Regions from separate parts of the Homo sapiens genome. Here region 2 is linked to region 1. The links are chromatin contacts, found by Hi-C or POLR2A ChIA-PET in ENCODE. All regions are on one chromosome and are shown on one strand. The core of a region is the stretch at or near the end of the contact, and the rest is flanking DNA. Distances in the headings are between cores, read along the strand shown.

What was found. A loop is a pair of places that touch in the nucleus more often than their neighbours do. ChIA-PET counts read pairs that join two places held with the same protein, here RNA polymerase II (POLR2A). Pooled maps may share reads with other maps.
Region 2: a pooled map shows a loop between it and region 1 (4-fold over the local background). The contact joins the promoter of ADARB2-AS1 here to the enhancer-like site in region 1. A Hi-C loop is called at or near these places in 1 of 168 maps with a recorded cell type or tissue (mesothelial cell of epicardium) and 4 of 50 pooled maps. POLR2A ChIA-PET finds 5 or more read pairs at or near these places in 1 of 52 experiments (Panc1).

Annotation. Positions count from the first base shown.
Region 1 is chr10:1,451,442-1,456,972 of GRCh38, reverse strand. The region is part of intron 1 of ADARB2 (adenosine deaminase RNA specific B2 (inactive)); the gene reads left to right. Among named protein-coding and RNA genes, the nearest start is that of ADARB2-AS1, 72 kb to the left of the region's middle. Within about 2 kb of position 2,357, at least 3 of the 41 ENCODE cell types and tissues checked have a DNase peak (open chromatin) inside an H3K27ac peak, as active enhancers do.
Region 2 is chr10:1,523,810-1,529,340 of GRCh38, reverse strand. ADARB2-AS1 (ADARB2 antisense RNA 1) reads right to left here and starts at 2,711. Exons shown (of 2, transcript NR_033387.2): 1 at 2,442-2,711. All of the region lies in intron 1 of ADARB2 (adenosine deaminase RNA specific B2 (inactive)), which reads left to right.

The DNA of each region.
Region 1 (5,531 bases), core at 1,108-3,607:
AATACAAAAAATTAGCCAGGCGTGGTGGCGCTTGCCTGTAATCTCAGCTACTCGGGAGGTTGAGGCAGGAGAATCGCTTGAACCTGGGATGGGGAGGCTGCAGTGAGCCAAGATCGTGCCATTGCGCTCCAGCCCCAGCAACAGTGCGAGACTCTGTCTCAAAAGAAAAACACAAATTGATCTTTCTCGGGCAGTCAGAAGATCCTATTTTCTTACAGAAGTCTCAACTATTTATTTTACCCAAAGTAAAAGAGAAATATGTTTAAGGGGAAAGGGCAAGAAAGGGCCACTAGTGACCCTTTTTACCACGCCCCGCGCGTCTCGAGCACACCTTGATGATTAATTCCATCAACCTTCAAGTCCCCAAAATGGTCCCTTGCAGGATCGTTGCTGAGGCAGAGCTGGGTTCACGAGACCCCCTGGAGAGAGGTGGGGGTTGCAGCCTGGCAAGAGCTAAGAGCAGAAAATTAGTGTGGGGTGTTCATAGGTTTTGGGCCGGGGACGGGAGGCATGAGAGCCAAGAACTGGCTTGTATGGAGCAAAGTTAATGAGGAAACTTTAGGTTGGTAGGAAGAGCAGACGTCTTCCGGGCAGGAGCCTCCAGGAGCCGTTGCTGGTGTTGAGAAGGAAGTGACTTGGTTGGTTGGTTCCTAGGCTTAGCTCTCACGGGCAGGTACTTCCTGGAGAAATCAGGGAAGATCCTTTTGCTGGTCCCAGTATTGTTTAACACAGGGACAAGGAATTACAGTGGTTTCCGTTCTTACTAGTAGATAACGTCTAAAAAGTTTTCTAAGCTTTTTCCCTCGCCGGGTCCCTAGGTGAAACTAGATAAAGAGAGTAAGTTTCATTGATCTTAAATCTTTAATTATGCATGAAATGATGTATTGAGTTTAGCTTAGTTAATGTGCCTGGAAAAGCATACAAATAATTATAGCCATATGATCTATTCTGAATGTGCTATTATAAGTGAAACTTTTCAACCACTCTTCTATGCATGAGTTCGCCAAGTTCTGAACTAGTACAATCCTTTAAGTGACATACATTAAAGAAAAACGAATCCCTTTTGTTTAATATTATTTGTTATTTTGCTTGCGTTCATGGAAGACGTATTTGTGTGGTGATAGGTGAGAAATAGACAGAAGGGGGGAATAGTTTCTAGATATAAAAATCGCTTGCTTTTGGTCAGTTCTTCCCTATAAAAAATAAGTTTGCAGTTCAATGAATCAGAAATGAATCTGTATCCATGAAGAAATTTGGAAATTGACAATCGTAAATGGCTCAGTTCCCTCAAATATAGTAGTAGTAAGAATATTAATTTTTAAAAAAGTAACAATCCCAAAAAGAGTTTTTCTAATGCTATGAAAAAACTGGATCGAACACATTAAACTTTTTTAGAGAAAGAAACAGCAATACCTCCAACTTAGCTCTGGCCAGAGCTTAACTTTCCATAAAGACACATCAAATTGTTTTCTTTTTAATCTTTTTAATCTTCTGTTTTCTCTTTTTTTTTATTTTTGTTCATTTAGATCTAGCTGCTTCATCCATGATACATAAGTAATTCAATATCATCATAGTCTGAATAGCCTGGCTCCCTAACTTAGGAAGTCTGTATTTCCTAATTATTTTGCTCATCATAATTGTTTTAAATTAACATTTTAAATTCAGAGAGTGACTATTTTTAAAGACATTTCAAATGATTACATTTCTTCCAGGTGGCGCTTGATTTGCACCTGGCAAAAGAACAGGGAAGCATCTGGTCCTTAACAAAGTTCCTCCTCTCACCTGCAATCCATCCTCACTAAAGCCAGCTGCCAACTATTCATAAGTGTAAGCAGGATGTGGCTTTGCCTGTAAATAAACTGTACCTGGGAAAATCACGTTGTTCAGTGACAAGGTATCCACTCTTTCCACTGAGGGGGAAAAGCCCTAAAGGAGTTTGATTCCAGTCTCGTGTTTCGTAAGCAAATTTCTACAACGTGACTAAACTTATTTAGAATTTCCTCTGTCGCTTGTTGGTATTAAACAGCAACCTGGCACCATCTCAATTCATGAAGAATATTTGAAGACAAGACTGAGTTGCTTGTAAAGCTCAGCAAGGGTCTTCTTTTTTCTGTTCTTTTTTTAAATTATGGTAAAATATACATAACACAAAATGTACCCTCTGATCCACTTTTGAGTGTATAGGTCGGTGGCACTAAGTACATTCACACAGTCGTGAGCAATCACCACCATCCGTCTACAGAAAGTTTCATCTTCCAGAACTGAAACTGTCTCCACGAAACATTAAGCCCGTTACCCTCCCCGGCCCCAGCAACCACCCTCTGCTTCCTGTCTCTGTGGGTGTGAGGACTCTAGGGACCTCATGCAGGTGACATTGTTCATTGTTTGTCCTTTTGTGACTGGCTTAGTTTCCATTGTAGATGGTCCCTAGGGTTCATCCATGTTGTAACATGTGTCAGAATGTTCTTCCTTTTTCAGCTGAATAGTAGATATTCCACATTTTCTTTGCACATTCATCTGTCAATGGATAGATGCTTCCAAATTTTGCCCATCATAAATTGTGCTGCCATTAATATGGATGTATAAATTCTCTTCAAGTCCCTGCTTTCAATTTCGTTGGGTCTATGATATGGTTTGGCTCTGTGTTCCCACCCAAATCTCATCTTGAATTGTAGCTCCCACAATTCCCAGTGTCATAGGAGCAACCCAGTGGGAGGTAACTGAATCATGGGGGTGGGTCTTTCCCATGCTGTTCTCATGACAGTGAAAATATCTCACGAGATCTGATGGTTTAATAAAGGGCAGTTCCCCTGCACACGCTCTCCTACCTGCCGCCATGTAAGATGTGACTTTGCTCCTCATTCCCCTTCTGCCATGACTGTGAGGCCTCCCAAGCCATGTGGAACTGTGAGTCCATTAAACCTCTTTCCTTTATAAATTACCCAGTCTCAAGTATGTCTTTATTAGCAGCATGAGAGCAGACCAATACACTATATAACTAGAAGAATTGCTTGACTATATGGCAATTTTATTTTTAATTTTCTGAAAATAGCCACACCATTTTCTAGAGCAGCTGCACCATCTTACATTCCCACCATCAGTGCACAGCGTTCCATTTTTTCCCACATTCTCACTAACCCTTGCAGTAGCCATTCCAGTGGGTATGAGGCGGTAACTCGCAGTTTTGGTTTGCATTTCCCTAATGATTAGTGACGTTGAGCTTCTTTCCGTGTGCGTACTGGCTGTTTGTTTACCTTCTTTGGAGAAACGTCTGTTCAAGTCTTGTGCCTATTTTTTAATTAGATTCTTTGTTTTGTGTGTGTGTTCAGTAGTAGGAATTTTTAATATTGTCTAGAAACCAATTCGTATCAGATCTATGATTTGCAAGTATTTTCTCCCATTCTGTGGGTTGCCTTTTCGAAAAGGGTACCGAGACCATTCAGTGGAGAGAGGACAGTGTTCTCAAGAAACAGTGCTAAGAAACCTGGATATTCACATCCAAAGGAATGACGTTAAACCCTTACATTACACCATATACAAAAATCAATTCAACATGGATCAAAGATCTAAATGTAAGAGCTAAAACCTTCTTAGAAGAAAACATAGGGGAAGCGTCATGACATTGGATTTGGCAAATGAATTTCTCGGATGTGACACCAAAAGCTCAAGAAACAAAAGGCAGAAAGAAATTGAACGTCATCACATTAAAAATGTCTTGAGCATCAAAGGGCACAATCAGCAAAGGGAAAAGCCCATGATTTACTTGGTTTTTCCATGGGGAGACAGGGAAGAGCTGCCTTGTCTAACGTCTTGCTGATACAACTCCTTCAAGGCCACGTTTTGCAGACGTGGGGGAGGGAAGAGAGGATGTGGAATTAAATTCTAGGTAAGGGACTAGGCGTCACAGACCCAGGGTCCTCAAAGTGTGGCCCCAATGACAGCAGCAGTGGCACCTGGGACGTGCTGGAAATGCAGATTGTCAGGCCCGGCCCAACCCCACTGAGGCCCAGGCTCTGCGCGGCCCACCAGGATGCATTGTGACAAAGCCTGGTGACTGTCACACACTGATGTGGAGAGCCACTGCTGTTGCCTGTATTTCTTTTTTAAATGAATTTATTAGCTGCATAAGCTCACTAAAAATACAAAAGGTTTTTTTTCATGTCTTCTTTTTTTATTATACTTTAAGTTCTGGGGTACATGTGCAGAACATGCAGATTTGTTACACAGTATACACGTGCCATGGTGGTTTGCTGCACCCATCAACCTGTCACCTACATTAGGTAGTTCTCCTAGTGCTGTCCCTCCCCTATCCCCCAACCCCCCAACAGGCCCCAGTGTGTGATATTCCCCCCCCCAACCCCCGTGTCCATGAGTTCTCATTGTTCAGCTCCCACTTACGAGTGAGAACATGCAGTGTTTGGTTTTCTGTTCTTGTGTTAGTTTGCTGAAAATGATGGTTTCCAGCTTCATCCATGTCTCTGCAAAGGACATGAACTCAACCTTTTTTATGGCTGCATAGTATTCCATGGCATCACCTGTATTTCTAAGAAAGTTTTTGAGCTGAGTAAAAGAACTAGAAAGTCATGGAGAGAGAGAAAACCAAGAAGTTTTTTTATTATTGTTATTATTATTATTACTATTTTTCCCACAATTATTCAAACCCAAGACACAGAGCTGATTTTTGTGGGCCATGGACTTAGATTTACATGTGCGACAGTTGACCAGTGCTTTCACATTTGCCGTCTCCCTGTGTATGCTGTCATCATGCCACTGAATTCCCGCAGCTGGAAAGCTGCTGTCTCGGATCAAACTACACCCAGAGGTGTGATGGTGGCAGCGGCCAAATCTGAAGGTGGTGTGTCAGCCTCCTGGCCAGGCATCTGCTCTGACCAGCAGGGGTGCATGGCAGCAGGCCTCCCCTCAGCTCCCACACTGCCTCCAACTCCACATCCGTGATTCCTAGGTACCGTTCATAAGGCTGTCCTTTAACAAGCCACTGAGATGTCCTGTGACCTCTCTAAAAAAAAATATCCACTCATTCCCTTCTCTAAGTCTATAAACAAAATGCTGGAACTTCCCATCTGTCTCACATGTGGGCGAGAAGACAGACCAGATGTCTCTCATGATCTCATGTCCATGGGGCCCTGGCACATGGTGGGGGCTCCCTTCCTCTGCAAGTATGTTCGGTGTACTTCCTCCTCATATGGGTGTACTTCCTCCTCATACGGGTATACTTCCTCCTCATATGGGTGTGTCCCTCCTCATATGGGTGTAATTCCTCCTCATACAGGTGTGTCCCCTGTTATACAGGTGTGTCCCCTTCTCATACAGGTGTGTCCCCTTCTCAGGAAGGTGTGTCCCCTCCTTATACAGGTGAGCCCCTCCTCATACAGGTGTGTCCCCTCCTCATACAGGTGTGTCCCCTCTTCAAACAGGTGTGTCCCCTCCTCATACAGGTGTGTCCCCTTCTCTGCAGCTGTGTTCCCTCTTCCTGCACAGGTGGCTGTCATCCTGCTGTCCACCTAAGGATC
Region 2 (5,531 bases), core at 1,462-3,961, 72 kb before region 1:
GTTGGGGATGGTGCATGGACTTATTGGAGGATTTGTGTTGGGGATGGTGCATGGACTGATTGGAGGATTGGTGTTGGGCATGGTGCGTGGACTGATTGGAGGATTTGTGTTGGGGATGGTGCGTGGACTGATTGGAGGATTGGTGTTGGGCATGGTGCGTGGACTGATTGGAGGATTTGTGTTGGGGATGGTGCGTGGACTGATTGGAGGATTTGTGTTGGGGATGGTGCGTGGACTGATTGGAGGATTGGTGTTGGGCATGGTGGGTGGACTGATTGGAGGATTTGTTGGGGTGGTGCTGCTTGGCTCCTGCAGTCAGACCCACCTCACAAGCAACATCTTGTCCCAAAAACTAGTCCAAAGCAAAGCTACATTGTGGGGAAAGAGAGAACCGTGGGAACCTAGGAAGGGACAGACCACAGGGGCAGGACGAGTCCAGTCTGGAGCTCATAGAGGGCAGATCCCGCTTGGGACCACATGCCACTGGGTAAATACACTTTCAAAATCCCAATTCCACACATTCTGCTGGTGTCAACAGAATCCACTTCCCTCTCAGGCCATCATTGCCTCATTCTAAAATCTGTGGTTCAGCTTCTGACCAAACATGACAGCATCTAACTGTTTTCACTACAAAGGGCATCACCTGTCCAGGAAAGGGCTTTCTCACCCAACGGGCAAGAGTGCCATCAACCAGCATGACAGGAGGGGTGTGGGTGATGGGAAAACCATGGAGAACTTGAGAGGGCTCACACCGGGCGCTGCTGGGATGACCAAAGACCTCAGACAAGTAACGTGAAATTCTATACCACGGTTTACCTCTATAAAACAGGAGTAAAAGTGTGTTCCTCACACCATTATCATCAGCAGTACTTTGGCGCATCCATAAGTCCTTCCTGAGAGCCTCACATACAGCAGGGACTCAATAAGTAACTGCTCATAGATTCACGTGCACTGTCAGATCAGTTACATAAATATGAAATGTGGCCAGGGGTTCCAAACATCGATACCAACGCAGCTTGAAAGGAACCAGAAATGGAGGAACAGTATTTGATATGTCCCTTTAAAAATCTGGGTAGACCAGCAGTTTAGGAAGTGAACACGGGCACTCACAGGAGGCGCGGAGCTGCTGTATCGCACAGTAACATTAATGCAGTAAGCTCAGGTGTGTTGGCCGAAGACACAGCCATTGGCGAGAACGTAGCCCACAGCCGCGGACACGAGTTTGTCGAGAGGCTGCACATGCATTCGGGTTATTCACAGCCACCTCCAAGAGGGGAGTCCATAAAGTGTGGGGGCTGTTATTGATGGAGGCAGAATTATATGCCTCTTACTGCACAGATATATCAGCCTGGCATTTTTCTACTTACTCCAGGATTTTTATAACGTTCAGTTCAATGGCATTCTTGCTTAGTGAATAATTTTAATTTGTGCATCCAGAATGATAAATTTATGAATGTTGATGACAGCAAAGACCCATCCCTCATCGGCTTCTCCCCGTGCAGCTGGGCCCCTCTCCCCTGTCGTCCATCTGATGTTCTTGCCAACACCCCTTCAAATATCTCACGCTGGACGGCTCTCCTGCTCCTCTGATGAGATGTGTGATCAAACGGAAGAAAATTATTCTGATAGACTATCTGACCCCCGTCTTACCAAACCAAATAGCATCTCACAATATTATATTTTTAACTTTCTAATCATCCTGTTATGTATATCATCCTGTTATGTATATCAAGTCTTTTTACAGCAAGTCTTTCTAATCATCCTGTTATGTATAGCAAGTCTTCTTACAACAGAAACAGCATTCTTCTTGCCAGTCATGTTAAGGGCATTGATTTTAATTTAGTTTTTGTGGATTATTGTGTTTGCTTGATTTAAAATGAAAATCAAGGAGGAAGAAGTTTTTAAATATCATCAGGCAGTTTGCTGAGTTACTACTGTAAGCAAACCCCGTAAAAATCATCAAAACAGAATCCTAGGCATAGGAAAGAAAACTCCCTCATAACCACCGATCTATGTGGGGATGAGAATGTCTCTATAAGGAACGCTAGACATGTATTTAAAATACTAGCAGAGTCATATCGTAAATGAGGATGCGATAAGTACAAGAAGCAGTTCTCCACAAGGAATTGGAAGTGAGATTCTGTGGCGAGCACTGTAGTTTTAAACTGAGGGAAGCGGAGGGAGAAGTTCCTGTAAGAATTCTTTCCCTTTGTCATTCTCCTCAGGCTCCTGACCAGTTTCTGGGTTAAAGAGAAGGGCAGTGCCTCTCTCGTCTGTGGTCACTTGGTTAATATCATCCCCAAATGCGGAAGCTTCCAAAAAGCTGGAGTGGTTTCGTTTGGAAGTCAGAGCTGTGCACAAATAAGTTATTTTCTCTATTTCACATAATTATTAACAAATGCAAATTAAGATGCAGGGGATGTTTCTATGCCAGGACTCACCTGTGGGGAACTGTGAGGCTGATGAGGCAAGCAGCGAAGTGGCTGCCTGTGCCCGCTCACGACCCCTCCACGCACCAAGTGCGTGAGTCAGGGAGGTGCCAGGAGGAGGCGGGAACAGCTGCTTCATGTCATCCGGCTCAGTCCGTGTGTGTTGCTAGAAAGGAACACCCGAGGCTGGGTGATTTATGAGGAAGAAAGGTTTGTGCAGCCATGGCTCTGCAGGCTGTACAGGAAGCGTGGCACCAGCATCTGCATCTGGTGAGGCCCCAGGAAGCTTCACTCGTGGCCGATGGGGAGGGGAGCGGCCTGTGCAGAGATCACGTGGTGGGAGAGGCGGTGGGAGGGGCCAGGCTCTTCCTACCAATCAGCTCTCACTGCAACACACAGAGCAAGAACTCATTCATAACCAGGAGGACAGCACCAAGATAATCGTGAGGGATCCACCCCTGACCCCAGCATCCCCCACCAGGCCCCACCTCCAACACTGGGGATCACGTTTCAACATGAGATCTGGAGGGGACAAACCTCCAAACCATAGCACTGACTGTGCCACTCTTAAGAGACAGTTGGACAGCTCCTTGCCTCCTCTACAAGACTAGGGATGGGGTTCCAGGCATGCTCGTTAATGACTGCCCCATCTGCACCACCTGCCCCATCTGCCCCACCTGCCCCACCTACCCCACCTGCCCCAGGCCATCTCTCCAACTTCCCACCTGTGTCCTTTCCAAATCCCAGGAGCAGCCGCGCAAGTGCAAGACCGCCCTGCTGCCTTAGAACAAGGCTTTCCCCAGAAAGCTGTCTCTACCTAGGACATGCCCTGTCCCTCGCTTCCTGAGCAACAGCCCCTCAACACAGATGCACATGCACGCATACACACATACACAAACACGTGCATACATGCACATGCACATATATGCATGCACACACGCACATAAGCACACACGCACACACACCCATACGTGCTCACACACAGACACACGTGCACATGAGCATACACGCTCACACACATGCACATACACGCACATAAACGCACGCAGACACGCGCACACACACAAGCACATGAACATACACATGCGCACACACGTACATGCTCACATACGCACATACACACACATAAACACACAAGCACATGAGCATACACATACACACCCATACATGCACGCACACGCATGCACACATGTTCAGGCCAGCTGCCTCGGCTAGCTCTGTGCAAATGGTGGGCGTCTTCTGCAAGCCACCCTGTCTTCCCAGGCTGTCTTCCTCTCAGGACGCACATACAACCCCTCCGAGGTAACAGGACACAGATGCAACCCACAGAGCCGACAGGAAAACGTGGACCACCAGCGTCGGGCTGCTGATGTACTTTGAACTGAAAAGGCCCCCTAGATACCCACAGAACTGCACGGCTGAGGCGAAGAGAGACCATGAGAAACAGAGATACCAATGTTTCAGTCAAGGAAAAAATTAGAGAAGAATGTGGAATAAAAAGAATCATAAAGTGAAATAAATGTTTTCAGATTTTAGATTTCAGATCCACTCCCGCAGATGAAATCGTGAGATTCCTGAAGAAAATAATTGCACCAGTATTTGATCATTTTACAGTTTTGATTATGCTTATTTCCAGTTTTCCAGGAAAGAAATCTTTGTGTAACCTCATATGCACGTGTTACAAGTAGAACCAGAAATTCCTCCTCCCCCAAACATACAAAAAGGAAAGCAATTATTTAAGTCAGGTACCTGACCTTTTTTTACAGCTATTAGTACAAAAAGTGTTTTCTGGGGTGGTTTCCTGGCATGAAACTCAGGATTTATAGAATCTCTTCCTGTTCGTGAAGTTATTATTATTATTTTATTACTAAAGCCCTTAACTAAAGCAAGGATGCTTACTTAAATTGGCAGCTAGCTGTGAAAATGGAAAGGTAAAAAGACATAGCAGTATGTATTTGTGGATATAAACTATCTTTAAATCTGGAGGCTCAGACATAGATTGGACTATCCTGACTATTTTCTGTGTATTTCATTCCAGCCAGACTGCTAGTTCTAGGCTGGAAATATTATTCTCAACATAGAATTACAGGCCTTTGTGTCACCGCTCACTGTGATAGCCAGCAGTTCCTGGACCCTCACAGCACCTGTACACAGCACACATGAACACACGCGCGTGTGCACTCTGACCCTGCCTACCACCTCCCCCCGGGCAGCCACCGGGCTGTGCTGTTCTCGTAATCAAAGGTGGAGATGAGGAAAGTGTCTGCCTACAGCAAACACTCAGAAATAGATTCCTGTGAAAACCAAACAAAAAGGCAATAGAAAGGAGAAGTGGGAGATACTACATTTTTCATTAGGGCTGTTGCTGTGGAGGTTTTAGAACTTGGGCTCAGGAAAAGTGCTTCTTGCTGATTGACCCATTATCCAAGTCTGGTTGGAGGAACTTGTGATGCCAGCAGGTCTGAAAATTGCCCAGAAGATCACAAACATGGATGCCTGCTGGTGGACCAAAGAGATATTAAGGAACTCTAATTATTTTCTTTTATATCTTTCCTACTGAGTATTGGACACGTTAGTCACAAATGGCGACTGAATTAGTGGGACTTATATGTGGTGATTCCATAGGCATCAAAACACCTGTGAGGCTTAGTAGTCATAAAGTCCTGACCCTATTTTTGCTCTATTGCACCAAATACATTCATTGTATTATAAGAAGTTTGTATGTCTCAGACTCTCCTACAAAATTTTGTGTACCTTAAAGATAGTGACAAAGAATTATCTACCTATCATCTATTCTCTCTCTCTCTAATCTATCTATCTATCTATCTATCTATCTATCTATCTATCTATCTTCATATCCCCAGGATACTGTCTAGAATATAGTAAGTGCTGAATAAATTAATGAAATGCTTAATTAAAAAATGAATAGGTGAATGAATGAGTAGATGGATGGATGGATGGATGGATGCATGGGTGGATATTGAGTAGACAGATCAGGTTGATTAGAGAAAGAAACAAGCTATTCAATACTGTTTATAATATGCAGGCCATTTATACAGAAAAGAGCATTTATAAAATAGGAGATTAAAAGGATGACAGATT